Regions from separate parts of the Homo sapiens genome. Here region 1 is linked to region 2. A link is a loop called in an ENCODE intact Hi-C map of the cell type or tissue named here. Cell type or tissue: heart left ventricle. All regions are shown on one strand.

Region 1 (2,500 bases), 210 kb before region 2:
TTATCATTATTATAATTTTTTTAAAAATGAACTGGAGATGATACTAATAGTCCCTTATATCATTGGATACTATGAGAAGTAAAAGAGATGATCTATGTAAAGCATTTAATATGGTACATTGCACACTGGCATGTAGTAATAATGTTAATTATTATTCTTATTGTAAATGTTAATTAGTGTTCTTATTGTTAAAAATTCAAAGTGGCAATACTTAGAACATTACGGTACTGGCACCAAAACAAACAAATTAATGGAATAGAATAGAAAGTTTAGAAAGAGACTTAATAATATACAAAAATTAAATTTATGACAAAGGTTTTACTTCAAATCATTTTGGAAAGAGAAAACTATAGTATTGATAAATGAGACTCAATTAGCCAACCCTTTGGGGAAAAACAACTTAGATCCATATGTCTCATCAAATACCAGGATAAATTCTAGCTAGATTAGAATTTTTAATGTAAACACTAAAAATACTAGAAAGAAACAAAGGCAAATATTTATATAGTTTTGGGGAGCCTTTCTAAGCATGGCATCAAGGGCCATAAGTGAAAAAAGATATCCCTGAATATACCAAATAGAGAACTTTCATGTATTTTTGAAAATACAAAAATATATTTCAGTTGATACTGATTAGCCCCGGGGCTTAAAATTGGATGGAAAAAAAATAAGATTTAGTTATTTTTGAACATACCTATTTTTTATAATGGAAGAACTAACAAAATAAAAAGTGCTTTAAAGTGCCCCAGACAAAATCAAAAGGCAAATGAAGAGCTGGAAAATATTGGTAACATCCCTAACAGTCAAAGTCAAATGCCATATTTAATACATAAAGCTGTTGTATCAAGATATAAATATGATGAATGGACAAGTCATTAGCAGGCAGTTCATCAAGAGCTACCAATAAATATATGAAGACATTCAACATTACGAGGAAACAAGCAAATACAAAAAAGTAAGATGCTATTTTAAAAATCACATAGGCAGATATCAAAAAGAATGATGCAGCGTTGTCAAGGGTATGCTTTTACAGAATGCTTGGGCTATAAACATTCTGGTGCATCATTTTATCAGAATCTTTCAACAAAATAAACATATCCTTTAATCCAGTCAGTCTCCTAGAAACTGATCCTGTGCAAATAGGCAAATGTGTATAGTTGTATTGCAGAGTTGTCAATACAAAAATGTTTTATGTCCTTTAACAGGGAATTGGTTATTTAAGTTGTGATACATTCGTGCCATGGAATCTACACAGCCGTTACAAATGACATTGTAAATATAGATTTATAGACCTGGAAAGATGTTCATTACCTATTGTTATACAAAGAAAACAGGTTATAAAGTGTTATATAGAATATGGTGACATTTTTGCTAAAAGTAATGCATATAAATAAGAGAAAGTCTAAAGGGAGATAGACCAAAATTGTAGCAGTTGTTATCTATGAATGGCACCAAGGGTGATTTTTAAAAATCTTTCTTCTTTCCTCTATTGTCTGAATTTTAAAATGATGAACAGGTTATTTAGCTGTCTATCTATCTATCCATCCATCCATCCATCGCCAGTAGGGGGAGCAGAGAATCTTATGTTGTTGTTTCTGCCTGTCTTTATTGGTCCCCCAATTACTCTGTAATCCTCTGCTATTTGGCTTCTGTATCTACTTCTCCATGAAAACGAATTTGCCAGAGTTACCAATGACTTCCTGTTTGTCAAATCTAATAAATACTTTTCGGTTCTCATCTGTTGGACCCTCTGGTTCTGTCTTGTAAACTATTTGCACCTTTTAAAAACACGGTTCTCCTTTTTTCTTGAAACAGAGTCTCACTCTCTTTGCCCAGGCTAAAGTGCAGTGGCGTGAACTCGGCTTACTGCAGCCTCAACTTCCTGGGTTCAAGCCATTCTCCCACCTCAGCCTCTGCAGTAGTGGGAATTACAGGTGCAGGCCACCACACCTGGATATATTTTGTATTTTTTTTGTAGAGACAGAGTCTTGCCATGTCGCCCAAGCTGGTCTTGAACTTCTGGGCTCAAGTGATCCACTTGCCTTGGCCTCCCAATGTGCTGGGGGATTACAGGCATGAGCCACCCCTCCCAGCCTCTTTTTTCCTTTGAGTCCTCTGTGTGATGGTTAATTTTAGGTGTCAACTTGACTGAATTAAGGAATATCTAGAGAACTGGCAAAGTAGTGTTTTTAGGTGTGTGAGAGGGTGTTTCCAGGGGCCATTGGCACTTGAGTCAGTGGACTGAGTATAGGAGATCCACCCTCAATGTGTGTAGGCTAAGAGCCCCGATAGAACAAAAAGAGGAAAAGATTTAGTCTCTTTCTCTCAGAGCTGGTACACACTCTTCTGCCCTTGGTCATCAGAGCTCCAGGCTTTGGACTGCAAGACCTACACCAGTACCCCCTTCTCCCTCATCACCACTTCCTGGGTTTCAGACCTTTGACCTTAGACTGCGAATTACAGCATCAGCTTCCGTGATTCTAAAGCTATAGGACTTGGA
Region 2 (2,500 bases):
GTTTGTTGAAATCCTTGTCTGCCAGTTCTACATCTGGGTCTCGAAGATCTATATCTGGTTCTACATCTTGAAGTCTATTTCTATGGACTGCTTATTTTCTTAAGTCTCATTTTCCTACTTCTTTGCATGTGTGGTAATTTTTAACTTTATGCTGGATATTTTGGGTGAGACTTTGTGGGGAATCTGGATTATGACATATTTCCTGAAAAATATGTTAAGATGTTGAGGTTTTTTTGTTTTTGTTTTTTTCCCCCTGTGAGAGAATGCAATGGCAGATACTCTTGTTCTTGTGAAGCTTAGTTGTATTTTTTGTTAAGACAGGTCTATTTTGTCTTTGAATTTAATCTTAAGGTGTGGTCCTTTTGGTAGGTCATGGTCCTTACTATTATAGTATGATCTTTCTGGGGCTCAACTGAGTACCTGAGGTGCTGAGTGAAGTCTCTTTACCCTAATACTCCAACATTTCCAAGCACTGCAGGTCACCTAAGTATTTCCATTTAGCACTTAGTTCTGTGGCAGGCAATTTCTGCTGTATGGAATCTCTTTCCTCACATGCATGGCTCAGACCTTGGCTAAGAACTTACAGTAAATTCCCATGCAGACTTCTGTCTCTCAACCCTTTCACACAGCTACCTCTTTCTTGGCCATGTTTCCTGTCATTATAGCTTCCTTGGCAGCCTTGCTATTCTAATCTCGGCCTCTTCAGTTTGGTGAGACTGTAGTTTAACTTGATATCCATGTCCCTGAACTAGGGCAGAAAAATAAACCGAACAAAAAGCTGAGAAGATTATGGGGCTCATCCTGTGTATTTTCCTTCTTTCAGGGATCACAGTCCTGCTCTGACCATTGTCCAAGGCCTGAAAGCCGTTGCCTCTTATATTTTGTCCAGTTTTACAGTTGTTTACAGCAAGAAGGCAGATTCAGTACCAATAACTGTGTCACGGTTAGAATAAAAAATTCATGGGTTTATAATTATTTTTCACAAAACCTTGTGAAATAGTACTTGTGAAGTAAGTACTATTATAACCTAGTTTTTTTGAAAGTTAAATTCAGTCTAGTGAGTGGAGCAGTCATAATTTGAACCTAGGCAGTCACATTCTAGACGTTGTGGTCTGACTAAATATACTATGCTGGCTCTGCAACATAACTTATGTTGATTTCCTTCACAGCATTTATCATACTCTTCATCTCATATATATGCTAATATTTATTTATTTATTTACACTCTGCTACTTCTGCTGGTGTATAAGCATCATGTATTTTCTATTTATAACTGTCTCTCCACTGCCTAGCACAGGAATAGGCTCTTGGTGGAAATATTTAATAAGTTTTTTAAAATGAATGAATGAATGTAGATACTACCATTATAAAATCATTTTTAAAATAGGGATTTTTCTTACATATTTGGTACTTTAGACTTCATCTTGTCTGCCACCTTGTGGCAATAAAATTTTGCAATAAAAATAAAAATAAAAAACCCTAAAGGTAGGGAATATACAAAAGGTGATATGTATCATTAAAATCTTTGCAAGTATATACATCAAAATATATTTATATAATAAAAGAATCATAGCAGGATTTTTAATCTTGATAAGAAAGCAGTAATTACAAATCGGTCTTTAGAAATGTTCAAAAACCTTCTGATAAACAGTGGCACTGGTTTGATGAAGTGAGCAGAGATTGAATGTATTAGGAGAGTCTGAGCATTACTTTTGGTTGAAGTAAAAAATAATACTTATATATGCCACTTCGGATATGTTATGAATAAAAAAGAAGAGCCATTTTGATAATAGTTGTTTTCAGAGCCTTTGTATCATTGACTATTTTAGTTTAAATGGCAGTGCTTAGCTGATTAATTTCAAAACGTATCTCTGTTGATCTTAAAACCATAAAGTTATGGTCCTTGTAGTCTTCTCTATGACAAAACAATAGAAGCAAAACTACATGATGGTTTTTAAGCTAATTTTTGTGTTAACAAGTCTCCTAAAAATATGCAGTAGACCTCACATTTACATAAAATTACAGAGAAGATGCTTCAGCAAATGCAAATAAATGCAAAAAAGGAATATTTTAATTTTGATTCATGATTAGTATCAACTTTCACAATGTGATAATAATACAAAAGCAGAATTCTGCATTGAGTATATAACTAATGGTTGTAAGCTGTTTATAGAGTAAATATCCTAATTAATTTATTTTATCAAATACATTTGTTGACTATATTTCAGACTGTTTTAAAATCTAAGATCTTTCAAGATGTTTTGATATTAAAATCATATGTATTGACTTATGCAGTTCTGCACTATGACCAGACCAGCAAAATGATTTATTTCACTTGATGCATTATTAATTGTACAAATTGACTGTTTAACCTTTATTGATTTACATTTCTTACTTAATGTTCAACTTAGGAACAGCAGCAAAAATTATTTTACAAAAGTTAATTGTAACGTAATAGGAAAGATAACTTTACTATTCACTGTTGTACACATTAAATTCG

The links. Peaks named below come from ENCODE experiments on the same cell type or tissue, not always from the same donor. Only the 100,000 strongest peaks of a DNase experiment are listed, where the experiment ranks them.
Region 1: a loop joins it to region 2, with 5 times the contacts of the local background. A loop is called at or near these places in 55 of 110 quality-filtered maps.

What each region holds. Positions count from the first base shown.
Region 1 is chr3:172,835,030-172,837,529 of GRCh38, forward strand. No RefSeq gene overlaps it. Among named protein-coding and RNA genes, the nearest start is that of ECT2, 86 kb to the left of the region's middle. In heart left ventricle, a CTCF peak has its summit at 1,562 (motif pointing right); no DNase peak of the experiment used is centred here.
Region 2 is chr3:173,044,539-173,047,038 of GRCh38, forward strand. All of the region lies in intron 3 of SPATA16 (spermatogenesis associated 16), which reads right to left. Among named protein-coding and RNA genes, the nearest start is that of SPATA16, 95 kb to the right of the region's middle. In heart left ventricle, a CTCF peak has its summit at 1,425 (motif pointing left); no DNase peak of the experiment used is centred here; H3K27ac peaks cover 780 bases.